2 separate regions of the Mus musculus genome follow, and region 2 is linked to region 1. Evidence: chromatin loops called from intact Hi-C (ENCODE). Cell type or tissue: gastrocnemius. All regions are shown on one strand.

Region 1 (8,000 bases):
TATGTGGCTCACATCTGCAAGCCCAGCACTTACAAGCTGTTTGGAGGATTGCTGTTGTGCTTGAGACCAGTCTGAACTGCCTAGTGATGCGCAAGCTAGTCTGCGATACAAGTAAAACTGTAACTCAGAAATAAAAACACCTAATGTGTAATCAACTGTTGAATTAACTTCTGGGCTGGAGAGATAGCTCAGTGGTTAAGATCCCTTAGTATTCTTGCAAAGGACCCAGGTTCAATTCCCAGTACCCGTGTGGTGGTTCACAATGTCTGTTCCAGGGGATCTAGTCCTTCTGCATGTACATGGTACCTAAGACATATATTTGGAAACACACACATACACATAAAATTAAACAAGTTTTAAAAAAAATATATTTCTCACCAGAAACAAATCACACCTCTTAAACTAGAACTTAATCTGGCTGTTGCCCTAGACTCAATACATTTTGGGTTGGGTTGGGTTGGGTTTTTGGTTTTTCGAGACAGGGTTTCTCTGTAACTCTGGCTGTCCTGGAACTCACTCTCTAGACCAGGCTGGCCTCGAACTCAGAAATCCACCTGCCTCTGCCTCCCAAGTGCTGGAATTAAAGGCGTGCGCCACCACTGCCTGCTCAACACAGTTTTATCTAACTTCATACTGGTATCTGATGCTGAGAGTCCATCCATTGGATATGATGACACCAGAATCAGGAAAAGCCAGAGGGGAGTTCCCAAGTAACAGTAAATATAGCCAAATAATTAAGAATGGTTAGATTCTGATGTTAATTCTGACATATTTAAGTTTATACCATTTGTTTGGGGAGAGGGTTCAACATGTAAAAGTGTTTGCAGAGCAAGCATGAGGACCTGAGTTCAAGTCCCCAGCACTCATGTAAAATTCCAAGTGTGGCCACAAGCATGCCTATTAATCTGGTGTGTGCAATACTGGACAGAGGCAGGATGGTTACTGGGGGTTACTGGCCACCGCCTAGCTCCAGTTTCAGCGATACCCAGTCCTAGGGAAGGAAGGTGCCGAGAGATGGAGCAGGATACTTGCCTCCCTCCTCCGTCCTCCCTCCTCCCTACTCCTCCCTCCCTGCAGATACACAGTCATGCATAAGGCACACACATGTGGATAAACAACACAAAGCTAATTTTATAGCTTTAAATTTTTATTGATAGCCATGTTTAAGATCAGACTTGTGAAATTCCTGAGAGCTGGCTCTCAGAGACACATGTAATGTCCCATTACTGTGGTCACCAAAATCAGCAGACAGACAGCTATGCTGGCGTATCTGCTGACTGAGTGAAGCAAGCATCCATTTTTCTCACTGCAGAATGGTCCTGATGGAATCCCCGAGGTCTGTCCCAATCCTGAGACTCCTGAGGGAAGTGTGCGTGCCTTGTGTTGTGTTTGTGATGTGAGGCAAGTGCAGAGAGAAGGAAAGCAAACCTTGGGAAATATGATATGGCTGGGTCAGATGCAGACCTGCACTGCATGCTCTGACGGTCAGGAAGTCATGCTCTAGCCTGGGAACCAGTCAGGGCCTTGGCAGGGGTGCAGGACAGCCAGTGTGTGCAGAGCCTGGCACACAGGGCAGCTGGTAACGCTTCCTCTTTCTTTCCAGTCAGATATATACTTCACAGCAGCCACGACTGTGCATGAAGGCTCATCTGGAGGCAGCTCAAAGGGAGCCAGTGCCCACACGTCTCCTCAGACACCACCAGCCCGGGACACTCCACTGTTTCCTTCTTCCCTGGGGGAAGGTAAAGTCTAGCTTTTCCTGTCTTCTTAATACACGCTTTAGAGCCTGAGGTCTTAGGGTTATTGTCAGAGCTACACCTGCTATAAAAGTACTATTCAGGCCGGGCATAGCTCCATGCGCCTTTAATCCCAGCTCGCAGGAGGCAGAAGCAGGCAGATCTCTGAGTTCCAGGACAGTCTGGTTTACAGATCGAATACCAGGGCAGCCAGGACTACACAGAAAAGTCCCATCTTGGAAAAAAGAAAAAACAAAACAAAATTGTACAAGAAGTAGTTGTTGACATTGTCACTGTCTAAAAAGGAAGAACTTGTTTGGCTCTGCTCCCAACACTTGCGCGGTGAATGAAACAGAGAATCCCACACGTACTCAGACAACAAACAAAAACAGGCGAAATCCTGTTATGCAAAACATTGCTTCAGTGTTCCAGAGTGCATGCAGCTGCAAGCTTCATGTGTTTCTCCTGGGGGGTGGGCTAGTGGGTTTCATAGGGGAGATAGTGGGTTTCATGGGGGTGCTAGTGGGTTTTGAGGCTAAATCTTCAGCCCTCAGGCCACAGTGTGTCACTCTAGGTTTGCTGATATCTCAGAGGCCTTTGCCAAATTCCTGTGGGGCTGGGAACAGCAAGGGTTTTTGTAACTCCTTGCCCATCAGTCATCTTTATTGTTTATTGTTAGGATGAGTGTCCCAGGCGCAGGTCCTTGCTCTCCTTGCCTTGACTATTTTTCTGTGTAAGCACAACTGGCAGCAAGTGTATTTTATCAAATTCACTCAAGAAAAGGGAAGCTTTGCAGCAATCGGGAAAAAAGTGAATAAAAAAATAAATTAATAGAAAAAAAGGAAGGAAGCATCTTCATGCTAATTATGTGAAGAAACAAGGAGTTATTTTCAGGCCAGCAAGATGGTCCTGCAGGTAAAGGCACTTGCCATCTGGCCTGACGAGCTGAGTTGGATCCCTGTGTCACAGATGGAAAAAGAGAGCTGAGTCCTGGGACATCTGACCTCCATACATGGACACATGTGCACATACAATAAATGTAATTTAAACCTTTTGGGGAGTTTTGTTTGGTTTGTTGGTTTTGTTGTTGTTGTTTGTTTGTTTGTTGGATTTTTTTTTTTAAGACAGGGTTTCTCCATGTAGCCCTGGCTGTCCTGAAACTCTCTGTATAGACCAGGCTGGCCTCAAAGTCAGAGACCCACCTGCCTCTGCCTCTGCCTCCATAGTGCTGGGCTTAAAGGCAAACACCACCACTGCCCAGCTTGTACTTTAAAACTTTTAAAGAAAGAAGTTGTTCCGTTATAATTACATGAGCCTAAAGTTCTGGTCTTTTCCGAATTGTGTTTCAGGTGAAATTCAGTCTAAAAATCTGTACAAGATTCCACTTAGAAACCTTGTGGGCAGAAGCATCGAGCGACCTCTGAAATCACCCTTAGTCTCCAAGGTCATCACCCCGCCCACCTCCATCGGCCTTGGAGTCGCTGCCATTCCTGTCACGCATTCCTTGTCCCTCTCCCGCATGGAAATTAAAGAGATTGCAAGCAGGACCCGCAGGGAACTGCTAGGTAACCATGGCTGCCAGGCTTTGTCCCCACGGCTTGTGACTAGACCAGCGGTTTCACCTTTGGCTGTCTATCACTTTCAAAACCCAGAGGTTAAAAGAGAACCATGAGGGGCTGGAGAGAGGGCTCAAAGGTTAAGAGCACTGACTGCTCTTACAAAGTCCTGAGTTCAATTCCCAGCAACCACAGGGTGGCTCACAGCCATCTATATAGTGAGATCTGGTGCCCTCTTCTGGCTTGCAGGCATACATGCAGGCAGAACATTGTATACATAATAAATAAATACGTTTTAAAAAAGAAAGAAAATGACATCTTTTAAAGGGGGGTGGGGTGGACAATGGGTCCAGTGAGGAGGCTCAGAGAGTTCAAGCACTCCTTTCAAATTTGACAGCCTGAGTTGGAGCTCCAGGACATATATGGCTGAAGGAGAGCTGACTCAAGCTGTCCTCTCATCCACACACAAATGATATGATAAAGTAATGTAAAGAAACTCCCTTCAGAAGAGATTTATAAATCTGTCAATCATAATTACATCTACACCAGAGAATACTGTACCATTTCCCACCAGGGATGGTGGTAATCTCTAGTACTAGGACAGAAAGCATACCAAGCCATGTTAACAGGGGAAACAGGCAATGAGAACAAAAGGCAGCGCACGCCTTTAATCCCAGCAGTCCAGAGGCAGAGGCAGAGGCAGGTGGATCTCTGAGTTTGAGGCCAACCTGGTCTACAAAGCTCTGGTCCAGGACAACCAGAGCTACCCAGAGAAACCCTGTCTCAAAAAACCAAAAATAAAATAAAGTGGGCAGGAAAACTGGAGGGAAGTGGGGTAGATTTGATCAAAACTTATGATATGCCTGTGTGAAATTTGCAAAGAACTTTCTGTCCCCTGTGGTAATGGTCCACTGGCCTGTGGTTTTCCTCTATAATGTAGGCCTCTCTGATGATGGTGGAACCAAAACAGAGGGAGCACCAAGGGCCAAATCAAAAACCCGGAAGCGGTTGGAAGAAAGCCAAGGAGGCCCCAAGCCAGAGACTGTGAGGTCAGCTAGTAGTGACAGGTAAGAAGGCCCTGCTCTGCTGGATGGTGGCCAGCAGACGCCAGCATGCCCAGGTGTTATGTTTATAAAAAGAAAGAAAGAGCCAGGATATGTTTGATAGAGACAGGTACTAGTCATACAACAGATACTGTATGGAATAGAGTTTATTTAGGGAATGGGGAGGGGAGTTGAAGATGGAGTAGAAACAGAGAAAGACAGAGAAGAGGGGGTGGGGGGGAGAGACTGGCCAGGAGCATGTGGAGAGAGAGGGGGGATAGGTGGGGAAAGAGGGAGAAGAGGCAGAGAGTAAGAGAGTAAGAGGATAAAAGAGTAAGAAGGGGCAAGCAGCCTCTTTTATAGTGAATCAGGCATACCTGGCTATTGCCAGGTAACTGTGGGGCAAAGCCTAGAAGGAATACTAACACCAAGAGTCTACTAGCCCAGCACCCTACAGGGTCAGTACCCACCCCACTATGAAGGTCCCAGAAAGGACAGCTGACAGCACAGGGCCGAGATAAGAGAACACTGTCACCAGCAATCAAGCAAATGTTCACTAAAATATATTGAGAGACTAGAGGCAGCTCAGCTAGAGCCTTGCCTGACACGCACAAAACTGTGCACATGCACACACACAAATGTACACATGTGTGTGAGAAAAAAACAATACAGAAAGAGATGGGTTTTGTTTTTTGTTTTTTGTTTTTTGTTTTTTTTAGAAAAGGTTGTGGCATGTAGTTTTAAGCTCTAACCGCCTTTACTCCGAGAGGTGATCACAATACCAATCCCTACCCAGCTCCCCTTGAATCCAGGACAAACAATAAACACACAGTTCATCCCTTTTCTACTTGCCTCTGGCACAATTGCTGGGCACTGCTATCTCCCACCTGGAAAACGAGCCTTTATCTATATTCTTAGCTCCATACCTCCCACCTGCCCTAAACTTCAGTGGCTCGTCCCACCTAGTCCCTGCCAATCATCCCTGACCTGTAGTAGTAGCCACAGGCCCCAGTTCCTCCCAAGACCTCAGTTGGTTGCCCAGTTCTCCTCTCTCCAAAGCATCGAGAACTCCGTCCTCCTTCCTTACATCTCCCTCTCTACCTGCAGGGCCCAGAAGTCCCACCTTTACCTCCGCCCAGCAACTGGCCCAAGGCTTTCTGACAGATCAAAAACCAAGTGGGGAACAGGACTTTAACATAAGCACTGCCCCTTACACCTCACCTTTTCTGTCCAATAAAAAATATTTTTAAAAAACTCTTCTCCCAGACATAACAATCATGTAAATTATATAGTATGATATAAAAATGACATCCAGTCCATCATATTTGTTAATTAGATAAAGTACTCTACCATCACTCCTAACTGAAAGAATTATGATTCTAACTGGAGTATGTTAGACTTTAGCTGACAGTGCTATCTGAAAACATGTCTTCCACTCTATAACCTCTCTCCTAATGTTAAACAACTTGAGTATAATTTTGAGACTAAAACTAGTCTTCAGTCCCGTCAGAAATCTGAAAACTATTTAAACATTACCTGGGTATTTAGGAAGCACCAAACATAGCTTCTCAAACAACCGTAGAAACAGCCGACTGCCTGGACAGCCCATTAATTACTCAAAACCTTGTAGCATCAGTCTTTAGCATGCTGGCCCAGGGTCATCTGACAGACCCTAGCAAAATAGAATTACCTGCATACCCTGTCTTGGCAGAGTCAACAGTTGACTATTTTGCATAATGTGTCCTTTTTCTGGATAGTATTTATTCTGCAGATGAAATAGGCAGTTTCCACTCAGTGGCTACCTTGTCACAATAAGCAACCTTGCTTGGATGTGAAGATGCTCAATTCTTCTTTGAACTAAGAAGGGGGTGCTGTCAGGAGTAGATATGTCTCATTGTCAAATTGCCTCTGCCTCTGCCTCTGCCTCTGCCTCCTCTTGAATGCTGGCATTAAAGGTGTGCAGCACCACCACCTAACAAATAAAGAGTGTTAAACAAACAGCAACAAACCCACTGTAAGTAGCTGGGCATGATGGCTCAGGCCTGGAATATCAGCACCTAGGAAGTAGAAACAGAAGAATCATTGTAAGTTCAAGGCTAGCATGACCCTGGTTCACAGTAATAATATTAAGGGGCTGGAAAGATATCTCCGCAGTTAACAGCATTTATTGTTTGATCTTTGAGGACTCAGTTCAGTTCCCAGTACTCACATGGTAGCTCATAATTATCTGTCATTCCAGTTCTAGGGGACCCAATGCCCTCTTTTAGCCTCTCAGGGCACAGAGATGCACAGGTATAAAGATATACATGCATACCAAACATCAATTTGCATAAAATAAAAATAATGATAAACAACAACAACAATAAATCATGGTAGGAAGGCAGGTAGAAGGCCCACTTGGCTAAGGGTCAAGAACAGAGGAAGCAGCACAGGCCTGGCTTGGACCGCATGGTAAGAACGGGCACAGATAACAGGACTCTGAGCCACTGCTCTGAGCACGGTGCATGGCCAGGGACACAGAGAAGAAGGGACCAGCTTCACAGAGTGCTAGGGAGGCCGCAGGAGGTCACGTGGACAGGGTGGAGGGCAGCATTCAGGGCTCTGGGGCATTTGTGGGATCACAGACTCCCTAAGAAGTGAAACCCTGCACTTGTTCACCTCGGTCCTCCCACCCTGTGACAGCAGCTTCTCTCTTCCAGGATCCCATCAGGAATTTTGGAAAGTCCGGCATCAGAAGCCAATCCCGAGGGCCACAACCACTGGGCAAGTTCTGAGCAGGACGCTGGGGTGGATAAAGAGGGCAGCCCGGGCTCAGGCAGCAGCCCCTTCCAGCTCATGGCCTCCTCAGAGGAAGACATCATTGACTTGAAATAGAGTCTATGCCCTATTGGCCATCCTTAGTTTTCTTACGCAAATTTATACTGTTCAAGCAGCTCCAACGTCCAGTCTCAACACAGCGCGCCTTCGGCCAGGCAGCGATCCACGGACCAAACCTCCTGCGCCCTCAGCCGGTGGGTCACTTCTCCAGTGTCCAGTGCCATCTTTCTCGACCCTGTTTCTTTCCATTCAAGAACCGTCGGTCCCCTTGTAATAAAGGTGGTAGATTTCATTAAGGTTTTAGATCAAAACTTTGAATAAATCAAAAACGTTCATTCTTATTCTCTGCAACCCTTCTCATATTTTATAGGTTTAGATGGAAATTATTTTTTTCGAAAATTTTGACTTATGTCATATAATGTTTCTTTTATGGAAAAAAAGATGCTGCTTTTTAATTTTACTATAATATAAATAAGCTTTCTTTCTTGGCCCTGTTACTGCCTGTTCACTGGGGTGGGGCCCCCTGCACTCCTGCCTGGAGCCCTGGGAAAGATGAATGAAGCCTCCTGCTTCCTCTGCTTTCAAACAACAAGGCCAGGGCACCCGTCAGCGTCTTAGGATAATTCATCTCACGACTGGGAGGTCGTGATGCCGGGAACCCTGCATCCTTGCCGTTGAGAGCGTCCAGATCCCCTGACTTGAGTGGGTCCACCTTGTTTGGTTTGGTTTGCAGTGTCGGCTGTGGAGCCCCAGGCCTTGCATGCACCAGGCAAACAGGCTGTTGCTGAGCTGAGCCCTGCTGTGTTCTTTCATGTGAACCCAGCAATTGTTCTTCCTCTTATAGATAC
Region 2 (8,000 bases), 380 kb before region 1:
ATGCAGCCTGGGGAGCCATGATGAATGGAAAGGGAAGCGTGTTTCCCTTGTTGGCTGACCTTTGGACCCCAGGTCCAGTGTGGATCTTAGCTGATGGGCTAGGCCTATAGTAGAGCCCATTGGAATACTCCCACTACCAACTTGATTCTGCCACGTTTCAGAAAGAAGACTTTAGGATGAAGAGCACGGCAGACCTTCATTAGGTATTTATGGAGACAGAAGGGAGAAATATGGTAGGGCCTCTGTGCTCCAGAAGTACCCTTTATCTGTGTGTGACCTTTGGGTGCCTTGTGTTTCCTCGAGAGTGCTTGGCTAATCTAACCTGACATGCTTTCACCCTGGGTTATATGGACTGAAGACAAGGTGCAGAAACTTCTTTGCTAGCTTGCATTTGCCTTCATTTTAGAAACGTGGGACTTTTGGGGGGACCAAATACCATGATGCTGGCTTCCCTTGCTACCATTGGCACTGGTGATTCAGAGCATCATGGGATGTTGCAGGGATAGGCTCCTGTTCCAGAAGCACTTGTGTGGCAGGTGCGAGGTCTAGAAGCAGCAGCGCGAGTTGTCCCATCCTGTCTTGGCAGAAGCTATGTGTCACCTAGGGACTTTCTCCTGTCCTTTGTGTTAAAACAAAGCTCCAAACCTGCATATCAGAAAATTAGATGGTTAGTTTTTTCCCTTCTTAAAAATATTTTTATTACATTTATGTGTATTTCTGTGCATGTAACAGTGTGCATGTGAGGGTCAGAGGATAACCTGTGGGAGTCTGTTCTCTGCTTCTACCGTATCGGGTTCTCAGGCTTGGAGGTAGGCACCTTTATAACCTCTGTTTATAACCTCTGAGCCCTTTCACTTGCCTCATAATTGACTTTATTTTTTTCATAGTTAGCTTTTTAATTTGTTATTAGGGCAACTGCATTCAGAGCTGAGAGAAAACTGCATAATAGAAAACTGTTGTGATCTGTCCCCAGCGTGTTCCTTACAGCTCTGGCTTGGTAAGCAGGCAGATTGGCTTGAAGCCTCCCACTGTTCCTTCTGCTGTATGACCTAACACCAGCTTTTTACTTTCTCAGAGTTTTGGTTTCCTTAGCTGTAAAAATGAAGAGCAAGCCTGATTTACCTTGTAAATTTGTTCTGAAGACACAACAAGCCATTTGAAGGTACTGCAATTCCATGGCACCCAGCACTGGAACCTTTCCCTCCCTGTCCCAGCCCCTGGCTGCCCAGCTTCCAACATTGGTTACACAGAACAGCATGTGGCACAAGGAGAGGAGGACCAGGAATTCTGAGGCCTTTGCCTCTTATATAACCTCAAATAAGTCTCCTTTTCTCTGCAGAGCTACGCTTTCTTAGCTGAGTGGAAGAGCGCTGGACAGTGTGATCCTTAGGAGGACTAACTCTGCCTTCTGATTGGCAAGCTGAAAATCTTAACATTTTTCAGAAAAGCAGGAAGGTGGAAGTCAGTGGCCCATGGTTTACTTTAAAAAAAAAATCTGTCTACAGGCTGAACAGGTGGCACAGTGGTTGGGACACTTGCTCCAGAGGACCTGAGTTTTCAGTTCACAGCACTCAACATCAGGCAGCTCACAACAGCCTGTTTCAGAAAATAAAACAGAGCAATATTGCTCCTTTTGGGCACCTGGTAGGAAGTTACCAAATCTTTGTTGAAGGAGCAGATGAAGGCTATTCTTTAGGAAATCAGTCTGGCTGACTGTCTCCCCTGCTCACAAGTCTGCTGTACCTTCAGCATATGTTTTGTCTGTTGCACAAGAATGTCACAGCCAGATGTGGTGGTGGACATCTTTAATCCTGGCATTCAGGAGGCAGAGGCAGACAGATCTCTGTGCCCCTTCCCTCTACTTGGTCTGGCCATATTTATTTCATATATGTGGGTACACTGTCACTATCTTCAGACACAGCAGAAGATGGCATTGGATCCCATTATAGATGATTGTAAGCCACCATGTGGTTGCTGGGAATTGAGCTTGGGACCTCTGGAAGAGCAGCCGGTGATCTTAACCACTGAGCCATCTCTCCATCCCAATCTCTGTGCTTTTAAGGCCATAATTAGACCTGGTCTCAAGCAAGAAAATGATAATATCACAGTGCTGTAGTGGACTTTGTGAGATTCAACATGAAAGGCAAAAACTGTGATGCAGGAAGAGATAAGTTGGGGTGAGGGATGGAAGGGCAGGGTGAGAGAAAACAGAGAGGGATAAATGACAAAGTCATGGAAACCAATACACATAGACACACACACACACACACACACACACACACAGAACTAAAATAGGGTTACTCTGTAACAAGGTACCAGTGCTCACTGGACTCCACAGACTAACAAATAAAAAGTTCAGTTCCAGGACTCAGTTACCTCTTTAGTCAGTGAGATTCCTTAGACCCTCAGAACATTATAGGCTCTTGCCAGTACTATTAGCTGCTCTTCAGAACTTGAAGTTAAGACCCCATTGTTGAAGAGGCCACATAATTGAATCATAGACCACAGAGAAACCTAGCTGGAAGCTTTATTCACAGTTTCATAGGCCTGGGACACTCACCAGAGGAGGAAAGTGATCATTGATCTTACCAGCTGGCAACCCTGTGAACTACAGTGCCTGGCCTGGCAGACACGCCCACTGGTGCACTGGTGGCGTGAATGTCACAGTAGTAACTGATCCTTTTCTGATTGGATTTAAGACCCATTTCACATGATGACCAATACCTGGAACCATTATGGGCCAAGAATCTGTGACTAGATTGGTCATATGCCCCAGGTAAGAACTCCTAATACCTATCATTATACCTGTAGAGAAGAGCATCCTTCAGCCCTCCCCTCATTAGAGAAGTTGCTTCTTACAGTAGATGACAATTAACACAGAGATTCACACTTGTTAAGGTGCAGAGAATAAGAGACGGTGGAAAGCTCAGCCCTAGATGGGACATCTGTATCACATTCCTCCCACTGAGGCTTGAGGATCATTAAAGAGGAAGGGGATGGAAAGACTGTAAGAGCCATAGGTGGGGGATGACTCTGAGGAAACAGTGTTTCCAGACACAGCAGGGCAGCTGCACATAGGAGTTCATAGCAGCTGCGGCAGCATGTACAAGATCTGTGCAAGCCTAAGCCAGACCAAATTCCAGCATAGAAAGGAGAGGTGGTCCCACCTCTGGCTCAGGAGCCATTAGCACCTGATAGCTGCTGGAAGAGGTGAGAGTCAGTTTTCTTTCCAGGTAGCCCTTGGTATGTTTGCTGTGCTCCAGTGCAGTCCCACACATGCACGAATATATGAGCAGCACAAGCTGGACTTGGTGGATTTAAAGCAAGAGCAGAGAGGACACAGAGTTCCGTGGCTAGGGAAGGAGTGGGCCTGGGAGGAGTTGGGGTGAATATGATGTGTGAAATTCTCAGTGAGCTACTTAGAAAGAGAGAGAAAACAGGCTGCCCTCCGGTCCTGTGCAGTCTCAGTGCAGACAGCACTCGTGCGTGTGTTCACATAGCTTTCTCCTTCACAGTCTGTTCTTTTAAATAGTGCTCTAAAACTTTTATCTCACAAGCTTAAACAAAACTTACAGGGAGTATTTTAAGCAAGTAGGGGGCTCAGATGTTAGGTGTCTGTCTTCCCTCAAGCTGGCAGTTCCAAGTCCTCTCCTTGGAGGAGGCGGCTGTAATCGGTTATTTATTCTATATTCTTTTCTCTTGCAGCAGTCTGTACACACCACCTGCCCCTTTGTATATCCATTGACTTTAGTCTGGAAAGGTTCCCAGCAGTGGGGACCGCTCCAGCTGGTACATAGAAGTCCTCTGATACTGTAAGCACTGGTTTATACCCCCACCCCTCCCACATGGTGTTTACTCATTCCTGCCTAGTAGTCATTGTTTAGAAGACTAACAAGAGATGTCCCCTTTTCTCTAGGGATGAAATGGCTCTAGTCCCAGTGAACAATAGGTTAAAGGGCAGTGCGTGTACTTGGATGTGAGACAGAAAACTGAAAGAGAAAGGAAAGGGGATTTGCACGCTGGGATTGAAAACTGATTTTCCATGTAGCCTGTGACTTGGGTCTAGCTGTGGTACTTACTGGCTGTATGACATGGGCAGTTTACTTACTGGTCCTGGGTGGTGATAATCAGTCTTGAGCTTTGCGAGGGGAGAAGACATCATGCTTGCAAAGCATGCACAGTGTCAGGCCTTATGGATGTCTGGAGCAGGTGAGCTGCCCTGGCTCACAGCCCCAAGTGGGCTCCAGTCCTTGCCGGCAGATAGATGCTCACCAGGCACTTGAAGGTGAGCGTGGAGACATAGTGTGCAGGCATACAGACATACGGCCTTACCTTGTTCACAGGTTGTGTGGAGAGAGATACTCCAGTCAGTAGTTACAGAGCTAAGTGCTGGGCCTAGCAGTAGGGGTGAGCAGTGAACAATGACTTCCCTGGGAAACTTGGAGAGGGGTCTCCCCAGCCTCCATTTTCCTCCGTTTTGTTTTGTTTTCAAAACAGCATTTCTCTGTATAACCCTAGCTATCCTGGCACTCACTCTGTAAAACAAGCTGCCTCAAACTCAGAAATCAGCCTGCCTCTGCCTCCATAGTGATGGGATTAAAGGTGTGCACCACCACTACCTGGCTTCATGTTTCCTCCTTTGTGAAGCTACTTAGTTCTTCACTGTCATCATGTGCATACTGTGATCCGTGCACTGAGTTATTGTATTTATGGCATTATGCCTGTGTTTCTTAGTGCTCGGAGAAAGTCGGCTTGCTGCTGAGTCCCAGGCTCTGCCAAAATAGGGGTCTTGGGCCATGGCATGATAGAATGAGTCATGTGTCCTAAACATGGTTGCCTATGGTTTTTCTCTGAGTCATCCTAGTCTCTGGACTCTATCCACATTTCCAAGTGCTTATCAAAGACAGGTCCATGGCTGCAGGTGTGGCTGCAACAGTTATCCTGTGGAGTCTTTAGAGTGTGCAGAGCTGGGGGAAAATAGGCCTGAAGATGGGCAGGTCATATTGCTGACATGTACCTCTATCCCCTCCGTTCTCAGCCTGCCAGTAGCTGGGCTGGAGGAAGGAGGCCTAGGGTAGCTTATAGATTTAAAAAAGATCGATCGAGGGGCTGGAGAGATGGCTCAGTGGTTAAGAGCACTGACTGTTCTTCCGAAGGTCCTGAGTTCAAATCCTAGCAACCACATGGTGGCTCACAACCATCCGTAAGGAGATATGACTCCCTCTTCTAGTGTGTCTGAAGACAACTACAGTGTATTTACATATAATAAAAAATAAATCTTAAAAAAAAAAGATCGATTGGTTGATTTATCTAGCTATCTATGTAATCTGTGTGTGTCTATATGAGTTTTTGTGCACTGTGTATGTGCAGTGGAGTGTACTATGTGAGCTATGTATGTGCAGTGGAGTGTACTATGTGAGCTTTGTATGTGCAGTGGCGTGTAGAAGTGAGGGTATCAGATCCCCTGGATCTGGACTTACAAGTGGTTGTGCACCCTCATGGGGGTGTTTGGAACTGAATTCTGGTCCTCTGGAAGATCAGCAAGTTCTCTTAATGACTGAGCCATCTCTCCACCCCAACTTGTGGACTTTGACGTGGGCCAGAGTACATTGTTTGGATCTGCAGGGCTCACAGAATGTACTTCCGTAACTGTCATTGTGGGCACTCATTGATCTTTCTCCAGGTGAGCACTCACTCTCCACTCTGTGGCTCCTGCCATGGGACGTATGTTGCTCTGGACAATAGGCACATGGGGATGATTCAGTCCTGTCCTGCCCTTTAGTGCAAATGGAGGATGACTGGAGGTGATTAACCTCCACAGAAGCCAGAGAATGAAATGGCTGAGCAGATTTAGGCTCTGGAGTAGGCTGACCTGGGTTGACATTATAGCTGCCGCAGACAACCTGTGTCACCCACAGCAAGTGTCTTTCCTGCCTTGTAAGATGAGTATTCTCTGAGTTGGGGCTTTGCAGTGGGGTACAGTGGGGCACTTAGCACAGTACCTGGAAGGAAGCTGTCTGGAGGAGCACCAAGCACTGCCTCTCTGACTGTTTCTTCTGGTCTTAGCACAGTGTGAGTGGTGCTGATCAATGTCCCCAGCCATCCCGAGGGTGCTCCTACAGGCTTGTGAGCCACTCTCCTTTCTTCCTACCTCTTCATAAAGGAGGTGCTAAGCCCAGAGTCAGGTAAGCACCCTACTTACCTGAGCAGAGTCGGAGTCCCTGAGCTTACCCACGGGCCACTAGCTGGGCTTGTCTCATCTGCACCAGGAGAGCAGAGACCATACAGACCCAGGTCCTTCATTCTTCTGCAGGGCTTCTGTGCTCACCTGCCCTGTCAGGGAAGTTTATCTCCTGAGCTAGCATCAGAGAGGCTGAGGGGGTGCTCCAGGCACAGTGTTTTCTTATTTTCCCTCAGCGTGGCCCTCGTGAGGTTTCCAGGAGATGACACCAACCAGCACTTGCCAGAGGGTTTGCTCAAGAGCAACTGCACATGTGTGCTAGGATGAGACTCCTTTTTCATCAGAGTTATGGGTTCTGGGATGCCTTTTTGGGGGCTACCAATGATCCCAGGTGAAAGCTGTGTGACTCATTGTTCAAAGAATGTGGTCTTGATCTCAGGAGGGCGGTGGATAGTACTAGAATGGGAGAGACACTGTGGGCAGGGCCTGTCCAGGAGCTCCCTGGTCCTGGTCCTGGTCCTGGTCCTGGTCCTTCCTGTTTTATTGTTATATGATTCTAGACAGTGAATATAACAGTCTTCTTTCTCATGTGTATATGTGTGTGTGTGTGGGAGGGCATGTGCATGCCGTGGCCATGGAGGCCAAAATAGGGCATCAAATCCCCTGGAAATGGAGTTAGATGCAATTGTGAGCCACCATGTGGGTACTGGGAACTGAACCCAGGTCCTCTGGAAGAGCAGCCAATGCTCTTAACCACAGAGCTATACCTGCAGCCCCAGGCAATGGGAAGGAAATTTAGATGCTTGGCCTTGACAATCACAGGTTTCTTGGAAATGAGGTGGAAGGGAGGGGCAATAACAAGCATCTTTAAGTCCACTTGTATTGGGCCTGATAATTCTTACCCACTTTTGTGGCGTCTGGTAAGTAGGACAAGGGAGATCAGTTAGTACATTTTTGAATTAAATATTTATGGAAAACAAGTTAATAAATTCAGAAGAACTTGTTTTTCTTCTTTGTGGTGATAAAATGTTATGTGGAGTTAGTGACTTTCTCTGTTTTAACCATTTCCTTCACTGTCTTCTTTGTAACTTTTCCTCTCCTTTCTTTACTTCTTCCTTTTCTTAATTTTTTTCCGGGTATTTATTTGCCCTAGGCTGGCTTTTAGTCAGGCTTGTAGAACTAAAAAATGAACTGGTATAATCCCAGATCTCTGGGAGGCAGGGGCAGGCAGATCTTTGAGTTCAAGGCTAGCCTGGTCAACAGAGTGAGTTTCAGGACAGTCAGGGTTATACAGAGAAACCCTGTCTCAAAAACAAAACAAAACAAAGAAAAAGAAAGAAAGAAAAAAGAAAAAAAGAGAGAAAGCTCTTTAGATATGCTGCTGTTGTGTGGGTATCTGGCAGTTAAATGAGTGAGGAATGAGCTGTTGAAGAAAATGGACTGGTGTGACTCCATGTTGGTTCAGAGGTCCCTTCCCTAGTATCCTACTGGAGTACTTCACTGTGCCCAGTGTCTCGGTGGCAGTTATTTCTGCCTTGTGTTGATGGGACAGGATAAAAGTGATTGATTCACTGAAGACAGTGGAAGCTCAGAGAGGTTCATTATCCAGGGTGAGGCTAGGAGAGAGTTGGGGTTCTTTCGCCTTGGTAGGTACCTCCTTCACACCCTAGACACCTTAGAGTAAGACCTGAGTCACAGGCAAGCTGTGGAAATGGAGCCGTATGGATAAAGGTACCTATTCCAGGTTTGTTGACTTTATGTATTTTTAATTTCCTCTTATTGCATTTGGGGAGTTCAGTTCAGCTCAGTGTGTTAGGAC

The links. Peaks named below come from ENCODE experiments on the same cell type or tissue, not always from the same donor. Only the 100,000 strongest peaks of a DNase experiment are listed, where the experiment ranks them.
Region 2: it touches region 1 in a loop (1.9-fold over the local background); 6 of 42 quality-filtered maps call a loop at or near these places.

What each region holds. Positions count from the first base shown.
Region 1 is chr2:32,985,865-32,993,864 of GRCm38, reverse strand. It overlaps Garnl3 (GTPase activating RANGAP domain-like 3), which reads left to right. Exons shown (of 30, transcript NM_001355200.1): 27 at 1,604-1,742; 28 at 3,086-3,301; 29 at 4,233-4,359; 30 at 7,035-7,640. The coding sequence ends at 7,209. Among named protein-coding and RNA genes, the nearest start is that of Slc2a8, 7.8 kb to the right of the region's middle. In gastrocnemius, a CTCF peak has its summit at 3,539 (motif pointing left); a DNase peak (open chromatin) is centred at 4,331.
Region 2 is chr2:33,361,708-33,369,707 of GRCm38, reverse strand. The region is part of intron 1 of Ralgps1 (Ral GEF with PH domain and SH3 binding motif 1); the gene reads left to right. Among named protein-coding and RNA genes, the nearest start is that of Ralgps1, 5.8 kb to the left of the region's middle. In gastrocnemius, no CTCF peak of the experiment used is centred here; a DNase peak (open chromatin) is centred at 3,783; H3K27ac peaks cover 1,273 bases.